Linked DNA regions of Mus musculus: all the other regions are linked to region 2. A link is a loop called in an ENCODE intact Hi-C map of the cell type or tissue named here. Cell type or tissue: left cerebral cortex. All regions are shown on one strand. Region 1 holds the start of Slc35c2 (solute carrier family 35, member C2). Region 2 holds the start of Gm29831 (a long non-coding RNA gene). Region 3 holds the start of Cdh22 (cadherin 22). Region 4 overlaps Trp53rka (transformation related protein 53 regulating kinase A).

The links. Peaks named below come from ENCODE experiments on the same cell type or tissue, not always from the same donor. Only the 100,000 strongest peaks of a DNase experiment are listed, where the experiment ranks them.
Region 1: it touches region 2 in a loop (2.6-fold over the local background); 5 of 42 quality-filtered maps call a loop at or near these places.
Region 3: a loop joins it to region 2, with 2.3 times the contacts of the local background. A loop is called at or near these places in 4 of 42 quality-filtered maps.
Region 4: a loop joins it to region 2, with 6 times the contacts of the local background. A loop is called at or near these places in 16 of 42 quality-filtered maps.

Annotation. Positions count from the first base shown.
Region 1 is chr2:165,282,927-165,290,926 of GRCm38, reverse strand. Slc35c2 (solute carrier family 35, member C2) reads left to right here and starts at 3,089. Exons shown (of 10, transcript NM_144893.2): 1 at 3,089-3,143; 2 at 7,324-7,678; 3 at 7,994-8,000. The coding sequence starts at 7,559. Elmo2 (engulfment and cell motility 2) reads left to right here. Exons shown (of 21, transcript NM_080287.2): 21 at 366-2,896. The coding sequence ends at 566. In left cerebral cortex, a CTCF peak has its summit at 3,126; DNase peaks (open chromatin) are centred at 2,164, 2,451, 3,085 and 4,333; H3K4me3 peaks cover 2,460 bases; H3K27ac peaks cover 4,329 bases.
Region 2 is chr2:165,359,746-165,367,745 of GRCm38, reverse strand. Zfp663 (zinc finger protein 663) reads left to right here. Exons shown (of 6, transcript NM_001379474.1): 2 at 5,582-5,797; 3 at 7,658-7,781. The coding sequence starts at 7,767. It overlaps Gm29831 (a long non-coding RNA gene), which reads right to left and starts at 575. Exons shown (of 3, transcript XR_001783548.2): 1 at 533-575; 2 at 1-139. In left cerebral cortex, CTCF peaks have their summits at 3,003, 3,213 (motif pointing left), 4,266 (motif pointing right) and 6,661 (motif pointing right); DNase peaks (open chromatin) are centred at 3,233 and 6,670.
Region 3 is chr2:165,228,830-165,236,829 of GRCm38, reverse strand. Cdh22 (cadherin 22) reads left to right here and starts at 2,093. Exons shown (of 12, transcript NM_174988.3): 1 at 2,093-2,275. It overlaps Gm36748 (a long non-coding RNA gene), which reads right to left. Exons shown (of 3, transcript XR_375215.3): 3 at 3,916-8,000. In left cerebral cortex, CTCF peaks have their summits at 1,809, 2,030 and 3,263 (motif pointing left); DNase peaks (open chromatin) are centred at 2,042, 3,199, 5,974, 7,541 and 1 more place; H3K4me3 peaks cover 2,482 bases; H3K27ac peaks cover 1,083 bases.
Region 4 is chr2:165,482,844-165,490,843 of GRCm38, reverse strand. It overlaps Trp53rka (transformation related protein 53 regulating kinase A), which reads left to right. Exons shown (of 2, transcript NM_001007581.1): 2 at 1-732. Among named protein-coding and RNA genes, the nearest start is that of Trp53rka, 6.5 kb to the left of the region's middle. In left cerebral cortex, a CTCF peak has its summit at 3,477 (motif pointing right); DNase peaks (open chromatin) are centred at 4,142, 4,808, 6,546, 7,450 and 1 more place; H3K27ac peaks cover 349 bases.

The DNA of each region.
Region 1 (8,000 bases), 77 kb after region 2:
GTGTGTGTGTTCATTGAGTATGTGTGTTCATTGAGTGTGTATGTGTTCATTGAGTGTGTGTGTGTTCATTGAGTGTGTGTGTGTTCATTGAGTGTGTGTGTTTTCATTGAGTGTGTTTTCTGCTCCAGTCCTGGTTTCTGTTCTCTTGGTCTCCAGAACTGCATTGTAGATCACATTTCCTATTATTTTTTAAATTCCCACATGAATCCCCCAGACACTATCAGTTGATATGATGCTCATCTTCCTGCTTCCCTTGCTCTTGTCTCCCATGAGTTTTGCATATTTTGAATGGTACCCAACAGCACTGCTGTGAGTCCCACTGCAGCCCCCAGGGCCACTGTGTCACTTTTGCAACTTGCCCACAGTACTGCATCTGGATTGATGGACTCAGCGCTCTCCTGGGGAAGGATATGTCCAGCGAGCTAACCAAGAGCGACTTGGACACGCTGCTGAGCATGGAGATGAAGCTGCGGCTTCTGGACTTGGAGAACATTCAGATCCCCGAGGCGCCACCTCCGGTCCCCAAGGAGCCCAGCAGCTATGACTTCGTCTATCACTATGGCTGAGCGGGAAGGGACTGGGGCCCAGGAGAGACACTGGCAGCCCACGCCACTTGTACAAACTCTGTAGTGATTGTGGTAACTACTCCTCAGAGCCAGTGGGACCCAGAGCTTCTCTCTGTCCCATCCACCAGGAGTCATGAAGTCAGGGCATGCTGCCCTCCTCAGCACCACAGAGCCTGGGTCGGGCTTGGAGGGGTGAACTCATGAGGCTCCTGCCTCCCGCTCTGCGTCACATCTGCATCTGGTACTGGACCTACTGACAGCCATCCCCTTTCCTTTCAAGTCTCCTCTCTGGTTTGTTGGAGAGCCCATGTGGGCCAAAGCTGGTCCATGAAAGGCTGACCATGGGGGCAAGAGGCCTGGGGAGCTCGGTGAGAGCCTCGGAGTGACTGTCTTCAGGTGGCTCAGGCAAGAACAGGCCTTGAGCTCCTGCTTAATAGGTCTCTGAGGGCTCATCCCAGCCTCGTCCTGTGCCTCATGCTGCTGCCTCTGGGGTTTGGCCCTACCATGTCTAGTCTCTAGAGACACCCGTCTCTCTTGTCCTTGCAGGTATCAGGACAGGTAGTAATTTTGCCCCAAGCCCTCAGCCTCATCCTGGCCAGGCAGAGGCCTCCAGCCTGAGTCCTGCTCTCTTAGGCTTTAGGAATGAACACTGCAGGGAAAGGCAGGCTGAGGCCTCTGGCTCCCCCTACCCCTCCAGTCCTCTCTCTTCCTTGCTGAGGCACAATATTCCCATGCCCCCTCAGTTACAGGCCCCTCCGTTTGCTTCCCTCCTGCCTCAGACAGGGGTGTTGCCTTCCCTTTCTCCCCTTCCTGGCGCTGTGGTTTGTGCCATTAGCCATGATTTCACAGCGGCTGGGGCCACAGCTGTGCCACGGCCTTCATTGGTGCTGCAGCACTGGAAGCCCACGCGCACAGCCTCTTTCCTTGGACGCATGTTACCATGGTGGTATTCAGTACTGGTAGCCTGGCATGGTGGGTACTACCCAGTGAAGAGTGTACTATATATTTTCTTTACTATAGGCCATACTTATACAGACATGTATATATATTTATATAAGATCTTCCTATCTTAGGATAGAATGTTTAAGGGAAAATAAAATCAAGAACAAAACTGTAGTGCTCTCAGTCATGAGCTGTGAGTGTAACCAGAGAGCAGCCAGGAGCTTCCTGTCAGTGATGTGTTTTCAATAAATACTCTTTCATGTAGACTGCTTCCTATCCACACCTCTTCCTCTGCACTTATTCCCTGTCCCAAGGGTGAGGAGCGGCCTGACAGCCTTCATTTCAGTGTGCCTGGGAGCATGTGGAGAGCTCCCAGCCACTCTGAGAGCATCTCCCTCTCCCCTCATCTCTCCTGCTCTTGTCATGCGCAAACTACTCACACCTGCTGGCTAAGGATGCTCACAGCTTGTGCTACAGGACAGAGCGTTTTCTGCTCAGTCGTGCTGGGTACAACGTGGAAAGGCATACTGTACACCCCCAAGAACCCATCCTCCCTTTTTCCCCTGCCAGGGACACAGCCAGGGAACAGCTCGAGTACTTGTGCCTTTCAAAGAAGACATGTTCCGCACCCCGCATGTTGCCTGCAGTTAGTGCCCAGCTTGCCAGCTGGTGCTTTAAGCTGGTGCTCCCATCAGCAGCCTTGGTAGCTGGGAGGTTTGAATGAAGGCAGTGATGAAAATAGATACTTCCCCTTGCCTCAGTCAGAAGGGGGTGAGGACAGGCGCTTTCAGAAGGCATAGAAAGTGCATGCAACGCAGGCTTTGAGGGCTGAACGAAGCCAAGACCTTGGGCTGCGATGGGCACCATTGTAGGTCTCAGGAAGCATTGAATCAACGAATGCTTTCGTGATGCCAGCTGGCAACAGCCTACAGCAGCAGTGTGCACAAAGCACAGCTTACACGCTGGCCTTGAGCCTTCTGCTAGGAGCCAGGAGCCCAGCCAAGTCATGTGCAAGGATTCCTGTTTGCAGCCAGTCCTAGTAGAGCCCGGATGAGCAGACGCCGAGAACTGGGCCAGCTCGGGTCTGCAGCCCTAGCTTGCATGGCTTAGAGGTTATCTTGCCCACATACTCTGTACCTGAAATGAGTCAAATCCAGGTGTGCTAAATTGGTGTTCTGCGGCCACTGTAACCTGCTTCCCTGGGCTCCCGGTAAGACTAGATCCTTCTTACCCCCTTCCTTTTGGGTTCCATTTCCTCTGCGATGAACTTCACGTACTCAGCCTATTGAATAATTCTCACAAATTTATAGGCATACGCAATGTCACAAAGTGTCCATTATCACTTTGCCAGGACGTTTTACTAATAAAATTTAATGGTTGTCATGTCATTTCCCTGCTGCTTGAAGTCCCTGAAGAAATAAGCCCTGTACAGAGTTATTAGTAGCTGTGATTCGTTCCTGGTGCCCGTTTAAGGGAAAGGTACAGAGGGACCGTGTTGGGAAGCTTGCTGTAGCCGCCTTAGAGATGCTCTGGCTCCGCCCACCCCACCGACTTCCGGCGGAAGTCTCGCCTCCTGAGGCACAGTGCCCACCTCGAGCTTCCGGCAGGAGGCTCCCGGCGAGAGCCTGGGCGGAGGTAAGTGGGCGTGTGGGCGGTCCCCTGCCTTCTCGCCCGGCCTCAGTTTCCCCAGCTTTCCAGTGGCTCTGGGCCCGTTCGCCTGGCATTCGCCGAGCACGTACGAGGGGCCGGGTCTTGGGGATGGGGGGAACCAGGTGGATACTGCCGAGCAGGCGCGGCAGGGACACGTGAGCAAACACAGTCGTCACGCGGTGTTAAGTGCCACGCGCAATGGGGGTCCTGGGGAAGGGGACCAGAGCAGAGAGCATCAGGTTGCCTTGCCGAGGAGGACGCCGGCTGATGTTCCGGGCACACGGCTGTACGTGGCGTTGCAGCTGGCAGGCAGGATCCAGGGAGAACTTGCGGACCCAGCCCCGGGGTCTCCGGTCTGTTGGGACCGGCAGTCTTAGTTTCTTTCCCTGATGCAACTTAAGGAAGGAAGGAAGAAAGAAAGAAAGAAAGAGCTTATTTCCCCCATAGTTCTTGGTGCTGTCCGTCGTGAGGAAGTCAGGGCAGTAAGTGCTTGAAGCAGCTGGCCACGTCGTTTCCACAGTTCTGAAGTATAGAATCTTGAGAGCCATCAGTGCCTGCTAGTGCACTCTCCCTTCTTTATGGAGGCCAGGAGTTCCTGCCCACAGCTACCTGGGTCTCCTCACATCGGTTAACCTGATCAAGAGAATCAATCCCTTCCTGGTATGCTCCGAGGCCCGTCTCCCAGGTGACCCTAGCTTCTGTCAGGTTGACCACACTAACCATTCCACCAGTCTCTGGCTCCTTGTGGACTGCAGGCAAGTGCAGGCAGTAGGTGAACGGAAACTGTGGTGTAGTGTGTGGTGGTGGGAGAGGAAGTGAAGAGAAGTGGGTGGGTCAAGGAATAACTAGAGGTGGACTTGACAAGGCAGGAGATGAGGGATGCCGAGGGAGGCAGCAATGGCTTCACTGGTGCTGACTGCCTTCTGCCAAAGAAAACAGTTGTTCGGTTGGCCGTTTCTAAGTGACTTGAGAGTCAGATGAAGACCCGAGGAATATTAAGGTAGCTCCTTGCAGCACCTTGAGGTTGAGCTGTCGGCTGGAGTTACGGGGTTGGTCGTGGTGGGCTGGGAATGAAGGCGGCAAAGAGAGGCTGGGCTGCAGCCCTCAGGCATCTGTGCTTACTGAATGAGTCAGAAAGAAGGAAGACTCCAGAGACTGTGGCAAGTTGCACCCGCTAGGTCTCTGAGGAGGAAGCTGTCAGTTTCGTGAGCAGAGCCACAGAAACCCGGGCTCTGGCGAGGTGACAGGGAAAGAGTAACTGCCTGGGTGAACAGCCTGACAGACTGAGGTAAGGGAGTGGGGCCTGACATTTGGAAACTTTGCTGTAGGTGACAGAATGACTCCTGCCATTCGCCAGTGCCAAGTGCTGCTCCTCGTGCCAGTGATCCCTCTGCCCCCCAAACCACACGGCCAGAGAAACTGAGTCAGATAACTCAGAGTCTCAGTTGTAGGGGACGCAGACGGCTTTTCTCACAGATCTCTGCTGTGCTCTGAGGCACTAAGCTGGACACCCACGTTCCAGCTGAGGAGGTAGAGGGCAGCCAGGTGCTACAGTGTCGCCCCACCCTGCGCTGAGGGAGCCACTGTTTCTTGGGGAAAGGGACACTTACTAAATTCCTTGCTTGGGTAGATGTGATTAGAAGCCTGCTCTCCATTACCATGGAGGGAGGGTAAGGCCCTTAGGAATTTTACATCTGTATAGCCAGTGTGAGGCAAACCGCTGTTTAGTGGGGACACAGAGTGGCTATCTGCTTCCAAGGTCCTTTCTGGTTCTGTCTGTGTGGGGGGATAGGTGACTTTCTGCATGGTGCCCCATAGAGGTGGGGAGCTAGACAGGCTCTGAAGGAAAGGGGAGACTTGAGCAGTGGACAAATGGCAGTATGGTGACCAAGGAGGAAGTGCGCCGAAGTAGGCAGGTTAGTACGTTGAGAGAAAAGAGAACAGGATGCCCCATATAGCATGCCCCGTGACTGCCTGGGAAGGGGCGGGGCAGCGGTTCTCAGGGAGGACTGCACGGGCTGCTCTGGAGTGTCGGAGACTCAACCCAGACCCTCCACATGCTGTGCCAGCACTACAAAGGGATTTTTGGACACAGTCTGGGTTGTTACAACTTGGGTTTGGGGACATGATGCTTGTGGCATCTGGTGGGTAGAAACAGGGATTTGTTAACAGATTGCAGCCTATAAGATTGGCCTTGTCGGGCAATCTTAGAGTGGTGGCACACGCCTTTAATCCCAGCACCTGGGAGGCAGAAGCAGGCAGATCTCTGAGTTCAAGGCCAGCCTGGTCTACAGAGCAAGTTCCAGGACAGCCAGGGCTATACAGAGAAACCCTGTCTTGAAAGACAAAACAAAACAAACAAACAAACAAAAAAGACTGGCCTCTTCCAGAAAGATTCAGTAGTGCCAGGCTGCAGAGTCCTAGAGAATAAGAGAATGTGGGTCTGGAGGTTTGTTTGAAGAACGTTTGACCCTGGGTCCCCAACTGTTTAGCAATATCCACAGGAGCCTGAGATTAGTGGCCCAGGTGAACAGGTCTAGTCAGCAGCTAGATCTGCCTCTAGAGTTCATGGTGACCAGAGCCGGCTGCATGCTGGGCAGGTGTCAGTGTGCAGAAAGCAGGTCAAGGTCAAGGTACCAGGCTGCCTTAGGCAAGTGGGGCAGGGCCTCCCTGATGGTCCCACCGTGCCTTTAGTCACAGCCTGTTTATTAACCTGGACATCAGTGGTGTCCAAACAGTAATGGGAAAGGATTGCTGGTGAAATAAGCTGTTTCCCTCTTGTCTATTTCTGTGGTGCTGGAGTCACAGTGAGACCACTGGTGAGTTCCTCGTGCTGCAGAATGCACAAGAGTGAGCCCACCATGAGGGGAAGCACACAGCCCCCAGGCCCGCAGCTCCAGGGCCGTGAGCACTGTTGCAAAGCGGGTTTTCCAGACTGGGAACTCTTCCACTTGGGCAGCACATGTGGTATTCTTAACGGTTTCAGTGTATGGCAGAGCCCTGGAAAACAACGGTTGCTGAAACCAGTGGCCGGCCCTGTGCCTTTGTAACTTTCAGATTCCGAATGCAGAATCCTTCTTAGCCTTTATAGTCCCTGCTCACTAAACGCTGGGCGCCTCCTCCAGGTCACCACTCAGGGTTCTAAGGTCCTCTAAAGATAGCCACAGTCCAGGAGTCCTTTGGGCAAAGCCCACAGCCAGCCCAGTTTACCCTCAGGGAGGAGATGTGATAACAGGTTCCAGAGTGCAGAGTGGTCTGTCCAGCCTGATCGGGGAAGAGGCCAAGCTCAGGGTTCTGGAAGGTTCCCAGAGAGCTGGCATCTCAGCTTGGTGGGGAGGAAGCACCTGTAGTACCCCCGAAGAAGCAGATGTCTAACAGTGGGCCAGGGCCCACCCATGCAGAGCCAGGCTTGCCCTGGGCACTCAGTGGTGTTGCTGGGCTGACTGACAAGAGGTAGTCTGGTTTGGCAAGCACCCCCTCTCTGGGAGTAGCCGTTGGAGACCAGGGCAAGGTATGGCTGATCCACCTGAGGTCCTAAAGACCTGAAATCCCATACATGCTCTCTGTCAGAGAGTCATCAGACTAAACGGGAACATAGAGAAGGCCAGGTGTGCATGCAGCCCTCTTGGAGTGCAACCTTATAAGCATTACACTAGGGGACGGGGTGTGGCTCACAGGGATCATGGCCCCAAGCCTCAGGCCCTGGGTTCTGACCACAGCACTAAAAAGAAAAAAGGTCTATCTACTCAAATCACACCCCTTGAGATTGCTACCAAAAAAAGGCTCTGGAGGAAGAGAATTTGTACTGAAGTGGCCGCATTGACAGGGATGGAAAGGTGGGTTGGGTGTGGTGTTCCCTCCGTCCCTTCTGGGAACAAACTGGCAGAGACAGACTAGACCAGATTAGACCTTGGACCTCCAGGCAGGGCTTTGGCCTTGAAGGCCAGCTGGGAGCTGCTAAAGGTCTGGAGCAAGCTGACTGATGAGACCTCAGTCAGCTGTTGAAAGGTCCCATGTAGTGGGAACACGTGGAAGACAGTTTGAATGTACACTAGAGCCTCAAGTACCTACCTGGATGGGGGTGGGACTCATGATCTCTGCAGTCTCATGGCAACCAGAGCTGGTCTGTAGCCACACCACCAGACCCTGCCTCTCTTCTCTCCAGCAGTAGCGCTGGGGACCTGTGACCGCTGCATCCAGCTAACCATGGGACCGTTTGGCTCTGGCCACCAGCCCCTTAGGTGAGGACTCCATCAAGGGCCCACTGCCCATTCCCCATCATGGAGGCCGAGAGGATCCTTCCAGCCAGGGGAGCTGCCCTTTGAAAACCGTGGTCGAGTCCTGCTGGTTCTCCCTGCCAGCCACCTTCAAGAGAGGCTCCTGTTCCTGCTGGCCCACGGATGGGGAGGTGGGCCCTGGACGTCGCCTTTGTGTGGAAGGCAGCTCTGACCCTGGGCCTGGTCCTTCTATACTACTGCTTCTCCATAGGCATCACGTTCTACAACAAATGGCTGACAAAGGTAACCAGACCTTGCCAGTGCAGGGACCGGCACTAAGGTGGCTGTAGTTGGTACAGCTGTATTGGGTGATGGTGGCTTTTCCTGGACGCTGGTCCCGGGCGGGATAAACAGGTGGCTAGCAGGGGTGGCGGTGATGAAATTGGACAGGAAGTGAGTCCCTGGGCTGCCACTTCTCTGTGTGACCTCCACAGTGGGGACCAGCCACTTGTTCCAAGGGGTCATGCAGGGCACAGGATTGGCCCCTGCCACCATAGGGAGGAGATAGAGGGGAATGTGGCATCTCTCCACTCCTGCTGTCGTCTTTGGGCTTCACAGAGCTTCC
Region 2 (8,000 bases):
ACAGCTGGGTACAGAACTCCTGAAGTCTGCAAAGAGGCCTCCAAATTCATTTTGGGTGGTGTCACCATTGGTCTGGACATTCACTTGAGAGGGGGCGGGGTACCTTGAAGTCAGATTCAGAGTTCTCTGATCACAGATCCTGTGAGGGAAAAAAAGGACACACCAGAAGCAGGAATCTCCCCAGGGGAGGCCCTTCCTCCTCTCACTCCCCCCTCCCCTCCCTCCTCCCCTCCCTCCTCCCCTCCTTCCTCCCCTTCCGCCTCCCTCCCTCCTCCCCTCCTTCCTCCCCTTCCGCCTCCCTCCCTCCTCCCCTCCCGTCTAGGTTGCAGTGTACCACAGCTGCAGGACAGAGGCCCAAGAAACAGGCAGAGTCCACATTCAGTTTGTGAAGCCCTTGCAGAGCCTTCTTCCTGAACCATCACCCCATGAGACCCCTGCCCTTCAGCAGTGGCGTGCGCCACCTTCCAAAGGGAGGAAGTGAGTTAGGCCAGCCAAGGGAGGCAAGCAAAAGCAGCGCTTGGGCATAGAGTACCTTGGAAGATGGCCAGGAGGTGATATGAGGAGGAAGTGCAGGCAGAGGCGGTGGCCCCGCCCCCTGGAAGCTCCTCCCATAACCTGCTTCTCACACTGCTGGACCTCAGGGCTGTGCTGCCCAATCCCAGTTCAGGAGGTGTGCTGCTCTGCTTCAAAATTAGCAATCCTTAACTACTACATGGCTCACATTTCGAAACGCATCCCTCCATAAGAATGGCTCTGCTATTCCTCACCTGCATTTCCTCGGGGAGTAACAGTGGTATCTACATCATTGGATACAAGCACTAAATGAGGCCATGGCTGCCAGACCCCAGCGCTGAACAAGAGTAGTCAGTCCCCAGCATCGCAAGTAGACTGCGTGAGAATCAGTGAGACTCTCTGACTCCAAGGCCACTGTCCACATGTCTCAGTTAAGTCAAATCTCTTGAAACCAAACAAAACTCCTTTGGAGATACTGAAATGACAGATCTGACTTAAAGCACTGACCCCGTTGCCAGCAGCATAGATCCTTTGAGTTGGGATTTGAGAGATGGAATAGCACGCGCTGCTCTTGCTGAAGACCTGAGTTTGTTTCTGAGCGCCCGCATCAAGCAGCTCCAGTCACCCATAACTCCAGCTCCAGGGGACCTGATGTCTTCTGGGCTCCTGGGGCACTCCCACACATGTCCCCATATACACACATGCACAGAACAAGAAGGAAATTCTTTTTAAAAATTCGTAATTTGAGTTAGGGTGTTAAGGAGAGTTAAAGTCTATGTAGAAAGGTAAATGAACAGATATTTGCAACATCTTCATTATTTCACACAGACTAGGTTCAAGGACTCACACCTTTAACCTCAGCAACCTGGGATGAAGAGGTAGATGGAGCTCTGAGTTTGAAACCAGCCTGGTCTGTGTAGAGAGTTCTAGACCAGCCAGGGCAACACAGTGAGACCTAGTCTTAAAGCAAAACAAAACCTATAAATTGATTTACACCATTTATTACAGAAATACTCAAAACATACGAAAGTTGAAAATACTATAGTGAGAGACAGCTTTATTGTCTGTCGTCCCCCCCAACCCCAGCATGTATATAGTCATACATATGTACATGCATGTGTGCAGACATTCATACATGTATATGCACTTAAACACATATCCATATTCTTTCTCCTTCATCTTCCTTTATAAAATGTTTCTTTATTCATTTGTTTATTTTTGTACTGTTTGTTTGTTTGTTTGAAGCAGAGTTCTTCTGTGTAGCTCAGGCCGGGTTCCAATGTTACATCCTCCTGCCTCTGCCTCCTGAGTGCTGGAAACAGCTCTGAGTATACCGATACACTCAATTCTTAACAGTAAACCCCAGACATCAGGACACGCCAATGATCTGAGGCCTGACGTCATCCTGTGCTCTAACCATTTGCTTAGCCGGCTCTTTCCCAGCTTCACTCCGTGCTGTGCATGTTTGTTTGCTGTTAAATCCAAAGAGGCCCTGGTCACTGTGAAAGGCCAGCAAGAGGCCAGGGCTGGCTCCCTGGTAGAACGCTGCTTTCTCTGAGCTCCAGGTGTTGATTGTCCCCTCCCTGAGCCTTCATCTACCTGCCTTTCTGAAGAACTGGGTGACATCGTCTCCCACATGGTCATTTGTCAGCACATACAAGTGGATTTCTAGCAAGGCTCTGAGGACCTTGGTGGTTCTGTCCCTTCCCTCTCCCACTGCCTCTGCAACTCTCCCAGAACACAGGGACATGAACACAACTCGGGAGAATTGCCAGCTGGGTTCTTTGCATTTTTGGTACCTATGTTCCCTTTCAGTCAATCTGTAGCCATGGTCCCCTGTCAGTCATTCAGTAATATACTCACTTCCCTTGCATCATGATTTCACTGTCTGTTTCTCTTGCAGTGACGTCCCGTGGATGGTCACGGCTCTGGTGGGAATCCGCTTTATGCAAACCATCTGCACAATCTTCCCTTTCCACTCTAGCCTTCCCTTATAGAACACACATTCTAAGAGTTTGTAGCGTGCCGTCTAGCTACCGTAACAGTAGTAATCTTGAATTTGACATCCATTTTCTGGTAATCCTTGTATTCCTATTTAGGGCGCAGAATGACAAAGTTCTAATAGTTGATCAGTTGTGATACCATTATTTTTGACTTTATTTATTTATGTGGGGGGGGGGAGGAGCGTGTGCATACCACAGTGTTCCTGTGGACGATGGAGGAAAACGTGTGGAAGTTAGTTCTCTTCTCACCCTGTGGGTTATGGGGATCAAATTCAGGAGGTCAGGCTCGGGGACAAACTCCCTTTCCCACTGAGCCAGCTCACTGGCTCCATCTAGAGTATGATGTACAGTTTAGGGTTATGTGTCTTGTTCCAGTAGCCATTAACATCTCTCCCTGGAGTACCCCATATGATTCTGACAGCATTATTGAGCATACACTTATCACATCCTTTTCCTGAGAGCTACCGACAGTTAGATCATCTTTTCAGCTGAAATAATCCCAAGGCTGCACCTTAGCTGTTTGGTTATATGGCGCCCACCTCAAGCACAAGTTCTGAGAGCTAATTTTCACCTTTTCGTGTTCTAGCTTGCCCACATGCTAAGACTTTAAAATCTTGAGTTTTTGCTTCTTGGATGCCACTGGGAGCCGAGCCCCTCTTAGATGGCGAGGGAGTTTGAGGCGCCCTCTGCTGGCCGCTGGCTCTGGCGGCACAGCGCCGCCTGAGGAAGAGCAGGCGGTCTGCGTTCAGTGGTTGGTTTTATGGCCTCACCCGAGATGGCCACAGCCTGCATCAGCTGTCCTTCGGGGCATCGAGAGTTCTTGGGCTTGGTACCCACCATAGGTGGCTTTGTGTGAGACCGAAAGCATATTGCCTGCACACCCCTGGGGCACGACAGCGCTCGTGATCTTTCTGTCTGCCACCACTACCTGGCGATGAGTTTTGTTCTCTTTGGGATTCTGCTGAGTTTGGATGGAGGCAGAGAAACACACCGCATAGGGTTACTGCTCGTCTGTCCTCTGAACCTGGGTTGTCTGAAGTCCGGTGTACCGCTCAGTCCTATGACTAAGGGAATAGCGCACGGAGTCTGGGTCGAAGCCCTCTGACTACTGAGAAAGGCAGTCTGCAGTATCACGGGCACTGGGAGAGAACAAGTGGGTGGCACTGGTGACTTAGTGACTACATCCTCTTTCTCATTTGTCCTCTGGTGTCATATGTAACCAGGCCATCATGCCTGCCCACTTGGCTCCTGTCTGTCTTCACAGAGAGAAATCCCGCCCCCTTCCTGGGGACTCTCCAGGTCCCCCTGCACTTGATCTTCCCACCTTCCTCTCTGTCCTAGCCACTTGGGAATCCGACCCAAGCCACCCCTCCAGCCACAATGCCTCCACCCTTTCATGCTGTCTCCCCATTCTGAGCTTCCGTCTATGGCTGGCCACTAAGAGGGCCGTCCATCCGGCTTTCTGTTCTTTCGCTTTGGGGGGAGGGGCAGTGCACGTGCCACTGTGTGCAAATGCAGGTCAGAAGTCTCGGACTCCGTTCTCTCCTTCCAGCTTCTGGTTCTGGTTCTCAAGCTTGGAGACAAGTGTCTTGCCCACCGAGCCATCTCCCCGGCCCAACTTTATTTTCCTTCAATCTCTATTGTCCCCAGTATTGGTGAGTGAATCCAAGGCCTTATATACGGACTATACGCAGGCGCTCCGCCCCAGCCCTCTCAGCATGTATACAGCATGCTGCCTGCATGTATGCCTGCAGGCCAGAAGGGGGCACTAGATCCCATTATAGACAGTTATGAGCCACCATATTGGGTGCTGGGAATTGAACTTGGGACCTCTGGAAGATCACCCAGTGCTCTCTGAGCCATCTCTCCAGCCCCTCTCTTTGATGCTTACAGCCATTCCCATCTTCCCTGGCTTATCATCAGTTTCTCACTCACATTGCATTGGTTCTGCGGCCTGTGAGCCCCTTCCCCAGCTTGCTTTTCGGACCTTGATTCTCTCTTATTCTCATGTCACAGGTCTTTTCCGTCTTCTGTGCTGCAGCTACCCGGGTGGCTGTCTGCATTTGCTCTGCTACCTGGAGCTGAGGCTCCGCTCCTGATCTTTCCCATGGGATAGGGCCTGGCCTGAGGCCTTTCACGCGAGATGATGGGAGATGCCTTAGGATGTTGTCTTCAGACTGTATAGATTGAGACAGGGAGACAAACTCCAGGGGACCCCTCCTCTGACAGAGAGTGGGATTTACTATTCCCCCAGAATCACCCAGAAGAAAATCGTGCCGCATCAGGGCGCTCTGCACAGTGCCCAGCTCCTGACTGGCTCTGAAGGTCTCAGACTCCAGGGGACAGTACCCTGCGCATTCTAGGGAACGACCCTGAATATTAACCCTCAGGGCTGAGGATCTGCCCAGAAGTCTGGCAGTCTGTCTGCTGATCACAGCTCTGGTCAACCCCCAGCCTCTGCGCTTTCTAAGCTAAAAGGCCTTGCTGGGTTCTATAAGGAGATCTGAGGCGCTGCTCAGTCTGTGTCTGTGGGGTGGCAACAGGTGCCTGGGGTACCTGCCACCCACTCACTGTCTGCCAGAAACTAATAGAAATTTCTGACATGCCCACAGCCCGGCCCTGTGCTCCTCTGTGAGGACAACAAGCCTGGGACGCCCTTGCTTCTCTCTCAAGACGCAAGAGCAGAAGAGCGAGCTGTGTGACACAAACCCTAGAAAGCCACTCATTCTTGGGCTTGTCATTTCTGAGCACCACTGCAGACCCAAAGCCCTGCTTCCAGTCCCTTCTTGGGCCTCAGGGCCTATGAGTTTTCTGTACTGGTTACTACTGCCTCTGCTTCTCCAATCTTCCGGTTCTTTGTGGACAATTCCCTCCTTGCAGTTTTGGATACTGCTGAGATATGTAGGCATAATTTTTTTTGCAACTTACTTTTAGTAAGAGTTCAGTCTCTCCAATAGCCCACCACCCAGCAGAGGTCGTGGAAGAGAAAAATTGTTAAGATCTGGGGGAAGTGGACCTGTTCAGCTGTAGTTCTTTGGGGACGAACTTGATCTTCTTGGGTTCAGTCCTGTAGCAAATACCAAATACGACTCAGCCGCTGCAGACCAGCAGATACCAGGCATGAACCAGCAGCTACAGACCAGTCCTTTCTGCAGGAAGATACCAGGCACCAACCAGCAGCTGTAGGTCAATCCTGAAGAAACTGCCAGGCTTCCTAACCGGCCTAAGGCAAGGCTGCAGAAGCAGCAAGCTGCCGCAGGAGCCTCACAAGCAGTTCTCGGGTGAGTGTCTCTCAGTGGTGGTGTTAGCATAAGTTGAGCTCAACAGCACTATGTAAGGTCTTCACTAAAGACATGTACCAATACATGCGTGACTTTAGTGAAGAATAGCGAGACAGAACAAATCAAACCGATGCTCAGTGCTCGTCCCCCATTGTCCGTGGGGTCGTATTTATACTCCTTCATCAAGAGTGTCTGTGGGTGGGGTCATATTTATACTCACTCCTTCATCAAGGGTCCTCTCGCATGTCTGCTCTATCCAAACATCGTTTCACGTGTGTCTGCTTCAGGAAAACTGTCTTTCACGTGTCTGCTTTAGCAAAAGATCCTTTCACCTGTGTGCCCCAGCAAACCACCATTTGACATAACTAACTTTCCAAAGAACTAAAAGTTTCTACTTCGGAGATAGATCTGATTTCTAAAAGAGTGGGCTTGTCCCTATCTCTCTCTCTGGAGTCCAAAGCTTATCTTATGCCCATCTCTCCCTCCCTTCCTCCTTCCCTTCCCTTCCTCTCTCCCTCTCCCTCACCTTCCCTTCCCACCTCTTTCTGTCTTTCCCTACTTCCCTCCCTCCCTTCCCTCTTGATCTCTTCCCATTCCCTCTCTCCCCAGCACATTCTTTGGGCTTTACAATCTCATCTCAGGACAGTATGTGGCCCTAAGCCGCGTGCCCACTCACTACCTTCAAAGCTCCTCTCCTTCTCTTCTTTCCTGCTCAACTCCAGGCACACTCTGTCACAGTGACCTTATCCCAGCTGTTAGAGAAGTCTCTAACTTCTTACTGGATCCACTTCCTAACCTGATCACTTGGAGAGAGGTCAACTTGCTTTGTTGTAGGGCGTTTAGCTGTGTGTCTGGATGAATCCACTAGATGGCAGCACTACACTAGTGCTGCCCTCTCAGTGTAGCAAATGTGCAGCCCACAGATGTTGCCAGATGTCCCCAGGGAGGCAACCACTGCTGTGGCTGAGAACCAGTTTCTCTCTTCTTCCCTTCCTTCCTCCCTTCTTTCTTTCTTCCTTCCTTCCTTCCTTCCTTCCTTCCTTCCTTCCTTCCTTCCTTCCTTTCCTTCCTTCCTTCCTTCCTTCCTTCCTTCCTTCCTCTTTCTTTCTTTCTTTCTTTCTTTCTTTCTTTCGTTCTTTCTCTTTCTTCCTCTTTTCTTTCTCTCTCTTTCTCTCTTCCTTCCTTCCTTTCTTTTTAAATTAAATGTATATGGGTGTTTTGTCTCCATGCATGCCTGGTACCCAAGGAGGCCTGAAGAGAGCATTGGACCCCATAGAATGGAAATTAAAGGCGTGTGGGCCGCCATGTGGGTGCTGGCCTCAAACCCCTGTCATCCACAAGAGCAGCCAGTGCTCTTTAGCACTGAGGCATCTCTCTAACCTGAGAATCGGCTCCTTAAGTCAATCTATAGTTTGTTCCTAGAGTGTTGCTCTCAAAATATAAATCTAGTTGTGTTAGCTGAGTTGCCTGTGTGTCTCTGCAACCCATAGATGATCCCCAAGAAGGGAGATGTTTCATGAGATATGAACAGGCTAAACCAGAGGTGTGTTTGTAAAAAATACTGGAATTTCCATTACCTTTGGGAGTTTGTTTGTTTGTTTGTTTGTTTGTCTAAAACTAAACTTGTTGACCTCTAGTTTGGGGGATTACTTGAGGACTGTGTGCATACACTAAGATTGCCAAGGGATGTGCTGATGGGAGCCACCAGCCTACCCTTTCTTCCTCTGCCCCTCCCCCACACTTGAACTGTTCTGGCCTCTCCCAGGCCTCCAGTCTCCTCCTCTCTCACCACCCTCCCTGTAACTCCTCTAACACCAGCTCTGTTTTCAGCTACCCTCTAAGCCTTTACTCATGCTACAGCTGCAGTTGCCCAGAGCTTGCTGTGCACAGACAACGACTGGAGAGATGGCTCGGAGGGTGAATTGCCCACCGAGATGCATAAGGACCTGAGTACAGAACTCCAGCACCCATGTTTAAAAGCCAGGTATGGTGACACAGCCCCAAGAAACCACTAGGCAAGTGGCACAAACCTCAGCAACTCCAGTGTGCTCCCTACCAGGAGGCAGAGACAGGAGACCCTCCAGAAACCCACAGCCAGTTAGCCATGGTGCACAGACTGAAGAGACCCTGTCTCAAATAAGGTGGGGAGGTGAGGACAGACATCCTCTATCCTCACAGGTGGTCACCACACGCACATCTCAGC
Region 3 (8,000 bases), 130 kb after region 2:
TGCCCCAGCCTCCCTGTCTATAAATTTGTAGGTTGTCTGCTGTGTCAATCAAATGAAATAATCTACATAAAAATTAATAGGTAGTACAGGGCTTACTAGCTGCTGTTGTTACATTGGTGTCATCTGATCTGAGTCAATGCTGGGAAAGAGACCTCTATGACACCCCAAGATTTTCATGGGATCTCTTCCTGTTCTTGCCACCTACTGCTACAGTCAGAAGAGCCCTGGCTTACCCTCTTCCAGAGCAGAGAACCCAGGCAGGATGTACTAACTAATCCACTCTCACCACTTTGCCTGTGTATTCCTGATATTCCAAAATGTTTCCTCGTCTGTAAAATAGGACCGATCTGCATACAAGCAAAATCACAGCAGTTCTGACGATGGTGAATCTCAAGTGCTCCCAGAACCCAGGACGTGAGGCCGCCGAGAGGAGGTTTTTGGATAAGGGTAGGAGGCAACCTAAAGGGGAAGGTGAGATGTTGGGAGAGTAAAAGGTAAGGCTCTAATGGAGTTCTGGGGAGAAGAGACTTTGTGGCTTACCCCACTGTGTGCAGGCAAATGTGGAGGCTATCACAGCCCAGGCCCAAACAACCTATGGCCCTGTAATTAGGTCAGAGTCCTGAGGGGTCAGCACACAGCCAGGCCTGGGGCAGGGACAGAAAAGAAGGATCCACAGCTGCAAAAAGTGAGTCGGGGAGAGAGGGAGAAAGCAGAAAGTGTGGAGATGCATCTGGAAGGCCAGCCTCTGGTCTCTGAAAGCATGAAAGAGTAGAGGCTAAGAATAGAGAGGTTGGGGAGGAAAAAGACCAGGAGACTGCACAAAAGCAACGCTTGGGAGATCAATGAAGGGAATGAACCGAGAGAAGAAGGACTTAAGGGAGGGAACCGGCTGTCGAGGTGGAGAATAAATCTCAAAATAAATAAGAGTGATGGAGTTCAGCTGGAAGGACTAGAAATGCAACCACCCAGAGGAGACACCAGTCACTAGGGAGGAGTGGGAGAGTGGAAATTAGAGCTCCCGGTGGTGAGCAGGCCAGGGCGAGCTGGAGTATGGGTCCCTAGGGACCATCAGGAATCAGGGTCTCGGAGGGAGGGCGTTGTCACCTCTTTAACTCAGCGTCTGTTTTGCAGGCCAGGATGCTTGGTTAGGGGCAGATGGCAAAGACATACAGCTGCACGGTCACTTCAGTCACCTGGCTGGCACCCATGCAGCTAAGAAAAAGGAAACAGTCTAGGCAGAAAAGACATCGGGCATTGGGCTAGCTGAATTTGAGCAAGAACGGAAAATCTGGCTTTGCAAGCGTTTCTGGACAGTGGGGGGTGGGGGTGGATTTTATTAGCCTCATGCTAGAGGGCACGAAGTTTAGGCTGGACTGTCTTGTTTGCCTACTCTTTTATTCTGGCTGGAGGCACAGGACTTCCAGAGCTCGCTCCTAAAGAGGAATGACCAGCGTGGCTCTCTTCCCAGGACAACTGACCTTCCACCTGCCAGCAGACTCCCAGCCCCGGGGCAGGGGCTCTGTCCACCTCAATGTTCAGTGATTGTCTCTGAAGCCTCGGTCTGTGCAAAGGGCCTTTCTGGGCAGCCAGCCAGGGGTGGCCACTTGAGAAGCCCGCCTCTACCTTCGCTTGCACCCCCTTCTTTTGAAGCCGGGCTTTCATAGTGTGTGGGGGAAGGGGGGCTAGATGCAGCGAAGTCTGGCCAGGGGAGTGGTGGGGACAGGGTCTAGTCTGCCACGGGTGCCTCGGGGCAGCTGAACCGCCAGGCAAGGAGGGAGCCCGCTCCCCTCCTGGGGGCGCTCCCTTCGCGCGGATCTGGGCTGGGAGGAGGAGAAGGAGCACTCCCCCGGGGGCTTTCCCGCTGCCGGCGACGGGGGAGACGGAGCCTCCGGGCCCCGCAGGCGAGGGAGGGGTGCGGTCGGGGCGGGGGCCGGGCTCCCCGGCTGGCTGCGGGGTCCGGCCCGGCGGCCGCCTGCGGCTCGGCGCTGCTCGGCGCTCCTGCCCGGCGGGCGCTGCATTCTCCGAGTCTCCACCAGAGGCTGCGGGAGGAAGGAAGGGATCCGTCCCTTGCACACTTCCCCCCTAGTCAGACACGCACACTCCCTCGCTCTCTCGCTCCTCCACACACGCGCGCACTCGCCGCCGCGGCTCCCCCTCTCGCTCCCGCTCTCCCTCGGCTCCTCCGAGCGGACGCCAGAGCCGGACCTGGCTGTGATCCTGCCGCTTGCTGGCGTCCCAAGGCGCGGACCAGGGTGCAGTCCGGCCGCTCCCCAAGGTAAGAGCGCGCGGCACCCGCGGGAGGACAACCGATCGCCGCTGGGGAAGGCTGCGGGCCGGGAGGGTGCACGGGCCGGGGAGAGGCGGGCGCGGCGCGGCGCGGGCTCCGGGGCAACAGCTGAAGCGCGCCCATCCCGCGCCCCCTCCCCGGCGGGGAGACAGGGACTTTCCCACGTCCAAACTTTCCCCGGCGCGGAGCCCAGCCCGGCCACCTCCCGGCCCGGGAGTCGCGGTCCCTGTGTCCTGAGCTCCAGGATGCCCCCGAGGCCGGGGAGGAAGGGGGTGTCTGCGCCAGGGGTGTAGGGCCGGAGTGCGGGGAGGGGTGGGGAGATGGAGAATCCAGCCTCTGTACGGGCCGGGACCCCGGCATTCCCGCCGCCCACCCCGCGCCGCCCCGGCTCGGCTCGCAGCCCCTCCCGGAGGCCCGGCGATCGGCGCGGCGGGAGCGTGTGCGCCGCGCGGGTGCGTGTGCGGGTCGAGCCGCGGCGACACGCGCGGCTGCGGCCACCCCTGGGTGGGGTGAGCTGGACAGGCTATGAGGACCCTTGTGGCCCTGCCGACGTGACCCCCTGCTCCCTTCGGCCGTCGGATGGCCGGTGGAGATTGAGAGGTAGCTCTACCCTCTTCATCCGCACACGACTCCGGGGACTCTGTCCCCACCACGGAGAAGGACCGGGCTTCACAGGCTCACGTCCAAAGCACGCGCCACTCGGGACTGACCCTCCGGAGGCCGGGGTGCGGAACCGGGAGGCGTGGACCTTGCGACTGTGAGGGCGTACAGGCTGCGGGACCCTCGATAGACACTATCCCTAACCACGTCTCCCTTGGCTCGGGACCTGACTTCGCCACTTCCGCTGTGGCCTGGTCGGGTCCCTGCCCCAGCTTGGGTGCTGCTGGAGACGACCCTGTAGGGTGCAGCGGGCGGAGCGCAGAGAGAGGCTGGAGTCCCCCGAGGTCTCCCCAAGCCGCAGAGGCACCCCCTGCTGGCGGGCACAGCAGCGACGGCTGAAGCCTGCGGGGCCCGGCCGGTTGAAGGCTTGTCCGGCTCGCGCTGCTAGGAGCCCCCTGCTTTCTCTCCTACCCTTCCTAGTCGGCGGCGGCGTTGGTCGGAGGGTGTGCGTTCCATCTGATGAGCTCCCTGGGTCCCAGAACCAGCAGGAGTGCTCAACTTGGCCAGAGTCTTGATTGTTAGTATTGGCTACTGCCTCTGCTTCTTCTCCTTCTGTCCTGGAAGCCTATCCATTATGTCCTCTGTCCCTCAGAGTATCTCCCACGCTAGCCCACCAGTGCCCACCCTGACTCTTTTTGGGATGTGGGGGCTTGGCCCGTCTCATCCTCAGTGTTGCCACCTTCTTTCACCCTTCTTGCCTCAGTGTCTGTCAGGTCAGAAGGCATCTTCTTCCCCAAGCCAGCCTCTACTCTGCGGCAGCAGGATTCCCGGCTTTTTCCAGTGTTCCCTTAAACACTGCTTGGGATGAAGTGGGGGTGTCTCTGTGATCTTCCTTCACTACAAGAGTACCTGTGCTCCCCAGCAGGTGCTTTACCAAGCTAGGTCTCTCAGCCTAGGACATCTGCCTCTGGGGCACCCTGTCTGATTCTATCTACCTGGGCTGTCCTCCTTCCCATCCTGAAGTATTTATTGGAGGGTGGGTTCTGGGGTCACAGGGCAAACACTATCAAAAGGCAGAATGGGAACCCAGACACCCTGATATCCGGGCCTCACCAATTGTATGCTGGGTGAGTGTGAGGGAAAATGGATCCATTTCTTGTCCTCAGACTGCAGGCAAAGCAGGAAGGCGTTTGCTTCCATGCAGCATGAGGTATTTAAGGTAGATCCCCAGAGCTCTCAGGGGGAGAAAGCTGTTAAGTGAAAAACTGTGGTGACCCTGGGTACATGTGTATAGTGTGTGTGTGTGTGTGTGTGTGTGTGTGTGTGTGTGTGTGTGTGGCTTGGTTGCTTTTGCACAGAGGCTGGGCCTCAGCCTCTTTCCCCCTCTGGGGTTCTCTGTGTCCGTATCCTGTGGAGTTCTGAGACTCCCTGTGAGGCCTCGGGCTGGAGATGGAACAGGGATCTTCACCACAGCAAAGTTTGGAACAGTTTATTTACCACACCAATAAAGGAGTTGGCCAATTAAATTTCCTCTTTTATCTGAGTTTTTCTCTTGTTTTCTTCCATCAGGAAAATCCATTGGAAATACAGCCCGGGGGGGGGGGGGGAATGAGTTTCTGTTTATGTAACTGCACCCTTGCTGGGAAGCCTAGGAGAGGGTGGGGGGCTAGGCTGAGACCCAAGCTAGGGTTATACCAGCCCTCCCTCGGGAACCAAGACAGGCTGCATCAGTCGTTCTTGGCTGGGAGGAGACCAACACCTCAGTCCAGGCTCAGGAACTGAAGCCTTGTTTCCTGAATGTCCCCCACATACAAAGGAGGCTCTCCATCAGCTTTAGCTTCTCAGAGCACCCTTAAGATGGAATGTTGGATGGGATGCCTCTGCTTCTTGGCCGCTTGAGTTCTGTAACTGGGATCTCTAAAAATAAACAAAAACAAAAAACAAAAGCCTAAGGTCATGTTCCCACCCCACCCCACCCCTGCCTTACACAGGACAGGCTCTGATCTCAACATTGTCATCCAGACAATGGGCACTACTAGACTTCATCTCACAAGGAAAGGGTAAAAACTAACAGGAAAGTTACCTTGCACAACAGCCTGAGTCTATGTATGTGCGAGGCAGAGGTTTAGAACAGGGAGGCTGGAGGCATAGCTGTCGTGCCCTTGGGCTGGCTGTTGACTGTCTTGAGGGCATTCAGCACAGGAGGAGAAGAGGATCTAAAATCTATTTGGGCTCCACTCAACAAGTCGGAGCCCTAAAGGCACTGCATGAGCCCGGAGGAGGGCACACTCTCCTCTAATTTGCACAAAGGTGATGCTCCTGGGTTCTGGGCCCATGTTGCTGCTTGCCCTAAGAGGCTCCTGTTTTGTTAATGCTAAGGACACAAACAGTACCCACTCCTAAGCCAGACTCTCTTACAGGGGACCATGCCTCCCTACATCTGAGTATAGTCTGGGTCTGAGTATAGAAGGTTCCAGAGCCTGAAGGTGCTTCTTTACTACCATGCTTCCTCCCGGCCCCACCTTACCTGCAATCACGTGGAGGGGACGGACTCCTTATTTCCTCATGAGAACCCCCAGGCTTTGACTGTCTGCTTGCCACCAACCAGCTCTGTCGATGATGCAAGCGGGGCTTATGACTTGGGGCCTGTGTGACTTTGGACAAGTTACTTCACCTCTCTGAACCTCTGAACCTCAGTTGTTAGGTTGCTGAGTGGGGAAAAAAAGGAAAGAAGGAAAGAAAGAAAGAAAGAAAGAAAGAAAGAAAGAAAGAAAGAAAGAAAGATGCATAAGTTAGTTTCCTCTGCACCATGATGGGCACTTAGGTCGCTGGTTAACCACAAAATTGATTATGGTAATACTCTGTTAATAATCCTGAGCGCAATGGCTTTGCCACAATGGCTTGCCTACCTGGGGGCTAGAATCAGACTTTTTCTGATCTCAGGCTCCTCCTGAGCTTCCAGGGTTGTGGAAACTGGCTGGTTAAGTAGCAAGGGACAAAGGAAGGTTCTAGATTTCACAGATTCGTTTTTGTCCTAGTTTCTGCCTTCTCTCCCCCAACCCATCCCGTGATTCCCACTCTGACTCAGGCATCATGATGGAAACCTCCTCGCCAGCCTGCAGGCCTCCGGTCTTCCTCCTACCACAGTCCTTGCTGCAGTCACAGGCATCCTTCCTCAGCACAGGTGGGATCACGTCACTTGCTTGATTAAAACCCCTCCATGGCTCCCCATCGCCTACTGAATTAAGTCTAGATTCTGCACAGTGACATTCAAGGTCCTTGTAACCCCTCTGCATCCTCTTTTATCTTCTACGATGCCTCCAACCCAATGATCCTGCTCAAGGCCTGAACGGCTCTTCCTCTCAACACCCAGTCCAAAGCCCCATGACCCAACTTACGCAACAGTCTCTTCCCTAGGTCACACATGCACTTGTCTGTGCAGTTTTCCATCCGTTCATCATCTAGTTGGAAAAAAAACCCAACACACGAGCATGTGTTTGCTAGGCATGAGTTTGTGCTGAGCGGTGTGCTGAGGGTGGGAAACACAACTGTTAATCCCAGACAGCAGGAGGCCATCGGTCCAGCATGGCCCGCGGATAATTAAGCGGTTCTCAGCGCGGTGGTAAGAGCTGTGGGTGAGTGGCAGAAACTTTCAGAGTGAGGTATAAGCAGGGCCCTGTAGGATTGAATAATGGTCCTTTAAGGAGCAAGGGGGAGGCAGACTGGAGAGGAAGGGGGCTCCAGGCTCAGGGGTTTGGAAGTCCCCTGAGGGGGAAAGGGTGGGAAACTGCCAACCCAGTTGCTGAAGCAATTGCATGGAATGGGGATCCCAGGGAAGCCACCCCTGGGGCTTCGGAAGCAGGGCCTGTATGGCTGGAGAGCCACAGGAAGCAGGAAGGCGATATGGGATGGTGTCTCTGAGCAGTGGGGACCCTGAGGGTCTCAACAAGGGAAGCACCTGGTGACATTTGTCTGCAGAAGCTTCAGCCCAGCTGCAGGGAGAGTGGCTAAATTGGGAAGCCAGGTCCAGGGCTGCCATTGCTAGGCCTGCTACGACTGCTGCCTTTAGGGCCCAAGAGGGCCAGATGAATGCGGTGGACACGCGTGTGCCCATGTCTGGCGCATGAAGCTCTTGGGTCATGGTGACAGTAAATATGGGGCAAGGGTTACAGAAGCAGTGGGGACCGGCCGGGGACAGATGCTTGCGAGAGGCTGACGGGACCCAGGGTACAGTGATGAAAAGCCAGGTTCCTTGTGGGGGCTGGACACATGTCTGTGAGGTCCCAAGGCTGAGGGGGTTCACCCCACATCTAGTCTGAAGCATTAAGAGGTCTTGTAGGGCTCCTAATTCTCGGGTTCAGATGCTGCCCAGTGAGCCCTATGCCACCACCCAGTGGCCACCACTCTGCCTCGAACCCTAGGAGGAGATTTCCCTCTTTCTTGCTCTCCGCATGTCCTCAGTGTTTCTCAGCCAGAGCCACTTTTGGTCCCCAAAGGACATTGGGTGATGTCTAGAAATGAATCCGGGTCAGAGGCCATTTCTGGCACCCGGTGGGTGAAGGCTGTCACTGACAACAGTGCCAAGCCACCTACCACCGGCAGGATGTCCCCACCCCTGGCCACTCCAACCACGGAGAAGCCTGCAGTACATAGAGGGCCCACGCATGGAGGGAGACTCCACAGAGGCTGGTGTGGACATTTCCTTCTGTCTCCTGGGTGTGGAGCCTGGCATGTGGCACACCGCCAGCCTGCCTCTGCTGCATCAAGTGTGGGCTTAGGGAGGGGCTTAGAGCCACTCAGTGTGGGAGCCAGCACACCTATGGCTCCTGCACGGGGAGATAGCCACAGCTCCGAGGCCAAGGGCAGCCGCCCGGCCTAAAGTTCGCCAGCCCCTTGTCCTTGCCTTGTTCATTTCTGGCATTTGTTTTTCAATAGATCATGTATTATTATCATCATCATCATTATTGTATGTTTGTGTGTGTGTGCGTGTGTGTGTGTGGGGGGGCACACGTGCCATGGCATGCAGGTAGAGGGCAGAGGCAAACTTTGTGCAGTCAGCTCTCTCCTCCATCTTCTAGGTTCCGGGGATGGACTCAGGAGGTCAGGCTTGAGA
Region 4 (8,000 bases), 120 kb before region 2:
AGAGCAGGCAGCCTTGAGCTGAGACACCCTGGAAGGACAAGGCAGGGACTCAGTTTGGGATGCAGTTTTTTGTCTGCCTTTTACTCTGGTCGGGTATTTGTTATATGTATGAAGACTGTGCTCGAGGCTAGTTCAGTGGATGTAAACTCCACTTTGAGAAAGCAGAACAGGCTCCGACTGGGATGCAGTGGACTGCTCCGTGGAGCTTGTTCCAAGTGTGGATTCCTACGTGGGTGTCTGGAGTTTGATATAAAGGATGTTTTTGAGGGGCTGGAGAGGTGGCCTGGATCTAGGAGTACTTGCTCTTCCAAAGGACTCCAGTGTGGTTTCCAGCACCCAGCTGAGGGACCCAGTGCTGCCTCCGCCTGCTCAGGAGCCTGCACCTATGTGCTCATGTCCTCCCCCACTCCCCCCCCCCTCCTGAACACACGGATAACAAAAGTAGCAAGAACACATTGTTAAAATATTCTTGAGAGTTGTTAAAAGATGAAAAAAAAAGTACTTCCATTTTTTCTTTTATAGGAAAGCAGGCTCACAGTTTTTCAACAGCAAAAACAAGGGGGCGGGGAGGTTAAGGGCACTGACTACCCTTCCAGAGGTCCTGAGTTCAATTCCCAGCAACCACACAGTGGCTCACAACTATCTGTAATGGGATCCGATGCTCTCTTCCGGCTTGCAGGGTTACATGCAGATAGAGCACTCATCTGCATAAATAAATCTTTTGAAAAAGAACAGTTTTCGGAGACCTGGAACACTGAGTTTTTGCTGCTCTGTAGCCATAGGTCGTGAAGCTCATGTGGGTAGAGAAGGGAGCTGGGTTGTCTCTCAGCAGAGATGGTGAGGGAGCGTGTGATGAGGTTGATAATCTGGGTGGACTGAGTCTGAAAACTGAGTTCTAACAGGACCAGGACTGTTCCATTCACCACAGCTGCTGCCACCTGAGTGGCCTGCTGTGACAGATGGCCAGGAGAGGGTGAAGATGTCCCTTCCCAGGTGGATGTCACTAGTACAGATTAATATTGCCTGCTTTGCTCAGTGTATGCCAGGTTCTGTGCCAGGAGTTTTCATAGCCAGCAATAAAGCAGTCCTTGGGATGTCTTCACTGTGAGTGGTGGGCTGTACAAGGAGCTGGCCTAGGTCTCACGGGGAGCAAGAGATGCCCTCTCAGGACTCCAGAGCCAGCGCTCTTTCCATGAGTTTCAGTGCTTTTGTGAAATGTTCAAAACTATCTCAAGCATGTCTCAGCCTCCCGGTACTGAGTTTGCATGTGTGAGCCACCATACCCTACTGACCCGACAAGAACTGAAGCATCCAATATGACTGACTTTATAAGACACCGATTTGTATAACATTTTCAATGACTTCTAAGGGCCAGGGGAGCCGGCGTTACCATCAACATAATGGAGAAGGCCTACCCTCAGTTTCCTCACGTACAGAAAGGACAGTTAGTTGCCTGAGGAGATGACTGTCTGATACACACATACATTAGATCCCTAGTGTTCACAGTGCTGGCCCTGACACTCAAGAGGAGCAGGGAACCGTGCTTTGCCTGTAGGACAGAATGCATGACCGTCTTGTGTCGAGGGAAGGTGTAAAGCAAACCCGAGGTTCTGGAGCCTAGGGAGGGATTCTAGGGCCGCATGGTCATGCGAAGTTGGTGAAAAGTCCTGGGGGACAAGGCCAGTTCCACAATGCAGAAAATGGGTGAGGAGGCTGGGGAAGGCCAGTTCATGCAGGGTCCCCTATCAAGATGGTTTCCTTTGTAAGCCTCCTAGGATTTTCAGCGGTAAAAGTTTTATCCTTTTGTGGGTGCGTTGGTTGCTGGCATACAAAGAGCTGTGGGGAAGAGAGGAAGCGAGACACTTGATATCCACGGGCTGCTACTACATCCACCCTTTGGTGACAGTGGCTGGGGAGGAAGCAGCAGTGGGCATGCAGTGAAGTCCCTGGTCTGGGTGGACTTGGTGAGGTGTGGCCTATTGGTAGCAGTAGCACTGAGGGCACATCTTTGCAGGTACGAGAGAGATGATGAGCCTAGTAACGCCCCCCAGCAGGAGTGTTACCCATCTGCACCCAGTCCTTGCCTGTGATGGGAAGGGAGCTTGCCAGGGATGGAGTCTCACAAAGGGCACAGGGGACCTTTGCAGCTCCAGGTCCTCAGTCTATGTGAGAGCAAGAAGTGTTTTGCTAGGATGAGACAATAGCTCTGGCAACTTGGTGCAAAGCCCAGTCCATTAGGGAAATATGTCCTAGGGCCACTGGAAATGGTGGCTGGGACTCATACCCCAGGTTTGACACTACCAGCCCAGTTGAGAATCACTAAGATCTTTGCACATATGAAAGCATGTTACAGGAGGTAGCAGGTGCAGAGAAATGGAGCAGGGCTTAAAGTCTGAGTCTGGATAGGGCTAGGGAAGTAAAACACAACACGGATACATGCCCAGCCCTGAGAGGACCCTGGCCACTCTCTCCTCTACTGTAACTACATTTGCAAGCAGTCCGTGGGGCCATGAGTAGTGAATGGTGTGTGCCTCAAAGGTATGCTGGTAAGTACAAGATGAGCAGGCCATGTCCACAGAACACTACTGTACAGGACAGGGAAGCCCTCCCCCCTTGTGAAGGTGGGGGTGGGGTGTGAGATGTGACATCAAAAGTAAGAGCTGATTCTGCTACTGAGCTTTACAAAAAGAGGCAGCTAAGAGCTGATGTGAGCCATGCTTTGCCAATTTGATTTTTAAGAGAATATATATACATATACACATGTATATTAGGGTTTTACTGCTGTAAAGAGACATCATGACCAAGGCAGCTCTCATAAGAACAACATTTAATTGGGGCTGGCTTACAGGTTCAGAGGTTCAGTCCATTATCATCAATGTGTGAACATGGCAGCATCCAGGCAGGCATGGTGCAGGAGGAGCTGAGAGTTCTACATCTTCATCTGAAGGCTGCTAGCAGAATACTGATTTCCAGGCAGCTAGGATGAGGGTCTTAAAGCCCACTCCCATAGTGACACACCTACTCCAGCAAGGCCACACCTTCTAAAAGTACTACTCTATGGGCCGAGCATATACAAGCCATCACATACATACATACATACGTGTGTGTGTGTGTGTGTGTGTGTGTGTGTGTGTGTGTGTGTGTGTGTGTGTGTGTGTGTGTGTTTTAGCAGACTTGGAACTTGTTATTAAGGAGATCAGGCTGTCCTCAAACACAGATTAACCTGCCTCTGTCTCCCATGTGCTGGTCTGAGTTCAAGGCATGCATCACCATGCCTGGCTCCCAATTTTATTTTTAAAGGTTAAATTATCTGTCCTAGCTAGTGAGGGTTTCAGCACTTGATTGACCCTGCACTCAGGCCAGCACCTCACTGCCTTCCCAGTCACAGTGTTGCTGTCCCCCCAGCCCTGATGGAGCAGCCCCTCACCAGCAGCTAAAGTCTGATTCAAGGCATCTGACACCAAGGCAGTGTCTGCCTTGTGCCACCAGAGGTCGCCTGTCACCGTCACTCTGGGACAGGTAGAGGTGGAGAAAAGCTTTCCTGTCCCTCTCTCCCCTCCTCCCTCCCTCCCTCATTTCCTTCTCTCCTGCCCAGCTTGCCATTCTCTCCCCTTCTTGAGCCTGCTCCTCAGCTCACAGCGAGTGGACGCCACTTCTGGCTTCCACCCTGGCAGACACTTCAGTGACCACTCAGTACCACACGTGAGGCAGATTGCTCTTTCTGCCCCAACCTCTCACCCATCCTCTTCGCTTGGCCCTCCCGTAGGTGTTGGGTGAGCACTTTGGCTGGACCACGGGGCATTCCCAGCAATGGGGAAATCCCATTGTCTGTCCTGGGGCCCTGACTAGTGCTGAACACTAGGACTTCCTCCTGGGGCTTCCTGCTGCCTGGCTCTGCATTCCTCCAGACTCAGCAGGCAGAGGGACACACTTTGGAAAAAAAATTTTTTTAAATTTACATGTACCACTGCATGTAGAGCCTGTGGGAGTTGACACTCCTTCCACCATGTGCATCCTTGCTATTGAACTTGGGTTTTCAGACTTGGCAGCAGGCAGGTTAACCTGTCGGACCATCTTGCTGGACCCTTTTCAACGCCGTGCTACTCCAATGTGTGGAAGTTCGCTGGCTTTTTATCCATGTCTCTCTGCTTGTAGCTGCGGGCCTGGAGCCCCTCCTGTACCTCTGTCCTCATCTGGAAAGAGGGCAGGCTGGGTGCCCCCTGTGGTGCTGCTGTAAGCAGTCTTGGCTCAGGTCCCAGGAGGCAGACCCTGAGTCAAGCTGTACAGGAGGTAATGGGAGAGAGAGGCTTGCAGAGGCAAGAGATGAGCCAGGAGATGGGCCAGCAACCCTCAGCCAGCCCCAAAGCTATGCAGCCAGATGGCTGTCAGAAATGTCCCATGATGGGACAGGGTGGCCAGGCCTTTGGTATCCCACATCACAGAGTCTCCAGTGGGCCTCCCTGAGGTGGAGCAGGGGCATGGGCAAGGAGACCCATGCCCCCATGCTTGACAGCCAGAAGCTGCTGTCCCTCCCTGAAACTCCAGTCCTTCCTTGAAGGGGAGCTGAGTCACAGAGCACTACAGACACAGATGTCACCATTCAGGTGGGACATGGCCACAAGGCTAGGCACACCACAGTGAGCAAGCACTGTCATGAAGCCATTCAAGTGGTATTGTTTATGGAGACTGAAGACAGGCTGTGGCAGCCCACTGTAGACTGAGTAACGAGGCTAGTTCCTGCTTCCCTCGTTGCCAGAGAATCTGCATTTCTAACTGAGGAAAAGCAAGGGATGCCAAGAGGAAAGCTAGAAGTGCATGCTGGGAAGGCAGGAGACAGCTTTCGATATGTTCCAGATGACAGAGTTGAGTCAGCTTTCCTCTTGACAACCTACAGAGTCAACCCCATTGCTACTGCACAACACACCATGTGTCTAGGAATTCATTAGGAGAGGTTCAGGCTAGTTTTTTTTTAACTTTCTTTTTTATTTTCTTATATTCAGAATCTAGATTTTATTTATTTTATGTATATGAGTACACTGAGACGCCAGAAGAGGACATCGGATTCCATTACAGATGGCTGTGAGCCATCATGTGGTTGCTGGGAATTGAACTCAGGACCTCTGGAAGAGCAGTCGGTGCTCTTAACCACTGAGCCATCTCTCCAACCAGGCTAGTTCTTGATAGAGGAGTTCTATGTGAAGCACCAGGGCAAAGATGCCTTCTTTGGGAGATTTGTCCCTGATAGGAGAGTGGAATGAGAACTTTCTCCCTGTCCAAACCCCCAACACACACCCCTTAACAATTTCTACTTTTATTATTTATTTTGGAGGGTCAGGGTGTGAGACAAGGTGTTACCATGTAGCTCTGGCTGTCTTGGAACTCATTGTTAGCAGACACTGGCCTTGAACCCATAGAGATCTGCCTGCCTCTGCCTCCTCAATGCTGGAATCAAAAGTATGTGTCACCAAGCCTGGCAACAGTTCCTGCTTTTTAAACGTGGTGATGTCTGGCAGCTCAGCAGCCTTCTTGAGGCCACGAGGCCACAGCAAAGGTAAGGAGTCAAGAAGAGAGAGGAAAATGATGGTGTGCCGAGGCAGGTGGGGAAGGAACTTGTCCTCTGCCATTTGGCTTTATCCCAGCCCTGTTCCCTGTCTCACAGCACATGCAAGTAGGCCTCTGCTTACTACTCACTGAAAGGGCCACTGTGGCTACCTGAAGTCCAAAGAATATGAGCCCGAGAAGATAACTTACAGGCCTGAGGGGCCACCTTGTCTCCAGCACCTGCTGCCTTGCTTGGTCATGTAGGGATTTTGGGAAACATGGACTTGCCCACTTAGCTCAAGGTAGGGGCAGTGAAAGACCATTCCAGACCCATCTTGCGCTCAGATCGATCCCACTCAAGGCCTAGCCAATCTCCAGCTGCCTCTGTGCACTTGGAGAGTCCAGGTTTCCTTGGGCCTCAGTTTCCCCACCTGTAAGGTGAAGCATTTGGTGTGGGTCAGACATTGCTGCACCTTCTGGCTGGGCCCACACTGTCTTCAGCTGCCCATGTTGAACAGTTGGGTGGTTGCAGAAATCCAGGGAGCTGACTTCTATGGAAAGAGCATCTGGAGAGAGCCTCATGGGTCTGTTCTCCCCCCCCACACACACACACACACTTTTGAGGGGACTCTGTGCTCCCCTCACCCAGCTCCACCCCTCCTCACCATCCTTCACTCAGGCTGCTTCTGGGCCCAACATTCCTGCCATACGGACCTCACAGAATGTAAGACAGGGGGGAACCTCCCCTCTTCATCTGCACGTTACTCCCCCCAGAGCCTTTGCGAGTCCCAGAGAAGACAGTCTGCAAGCCTTCCTCATGTCTCCAGGCACCCTAACTTATCATGTCTCAAATCACATCCATACTTTTTCTTTGTCTCCACACTTACTCAGCATGGCAGTCCATGCTGTTGGCAGGGGCCATGTACTAGATAAGAATGGAGAAATTCAGTTGAGCGCACATAAGGAAGCAAACAGGCATGCGTTCCTTCCTCTCCGCCCTTGACTGTGGGTGTGATGTGACCAGCTGCCTCGAGCTCCTCCCACTGTGAATTCCCTAAAATAATAGACTAAAGCCTGGAATTGTAGCTATAGTGAGCCCTCTCCCCAAAGCTGCTGTTTTGCCAGCAAGAGAAGTGAAACAGGACAGGGCTCCTGTGGCTCTGTCTTCAGCCCAGAGCACAGACCAGCAGCAAAGTCCTGGCAGCTTAGGAAGGACAGTGACTTGGCTGCCCCTGAAAGGATGGGCAGGCTCTGGTTTCTGCACTTGGTGATGATCGGCCATAGACCATGCCTGCCCTTTCTATGTTACTCTGCTGCTGCCAAAACTGTGGGGAGTTGAACAGGACCTGGTGATGCTCACTGGAGAGGAGTATTAAGAATTAATATGAGCCTTCCACTGCCCAGAACACACATAAAGGTGTACACACACACACATGCAAATACACACATGCCCACTTAATACATATACACACATTATCACATATATGCAGTTATATATGCACATGAGTGCATATAAAAGCACAATCTCACACATATATACATATATACACGCAAATACACACACACATGAATACACAAATACATCACATACAGACACATACACTCCACATATCCTCAAACATATATACGTACACAAACACAGAGAGCCACACGCGTACACAGGCTCCACCTACCCACCAGCTTCCCTGCTAGAGGCAAAGCAGAAAACAATCCTGGCTTGGGATTCGGAACAAAAAACAATGAGAATGTTGGGGGTCTGATTGGATCAAAGGCCACTGTGTGTAGCCTCCCCCTCTGCCAGGAGCCGGAGTACAGCCCGCCCCATAGGAAGGAAAGCCCCAAGGATGAGTGGCTGGCCCTCTAGGCCACTAGGGGGGCCACTAATCCCAGCCCCCACCTGAGAGCTCTGCTGGGACCCATCTCAAAGCCAATATTGCTCTTGGAGGTTCCAAGCAGTGTCACACTGGGAGATGCTGACAGTGGCCCAGGAGAGGAGCGGGGAGGAGCCATCATCCTGGGAAGGAAGCAGAGGAGGCTGCCTATGCCCCTCCCTCCTTCCTGCTTGGTTTCTTTGCAGCAGTAAGCACTGTGGGGCCTGCTGCCCAGTCTCAGGTTTGTCTTTTTTTCTCTCTTTCCCCATCCCTCGCTCCCTGTTTGAGGCAGGTCTTGCTATGTAGCTCAGGCTAGCCTCAAACTTGTGATTCCCCTGCCTCAGTTCTCCAGGTGCTGTTCTATAACTCTGCCATTGACGTCCTATATGAAGTTCTTCAGCACTCTTGAGACACAAGTCCTTTAATGGCTACCGGAAATCACAGGCACGCCTCTCTCTGACCTTAAGAGTGTGGCGGCACAACAGACACCTGAAGTCACATTTAGTTTTTGCCCTATATGTCTTGGGGCCAGCCCAACCTGGCCCAAGAGGCCTCTTGAGACAGTGTGGCTGAGTATGAACAGTGTGG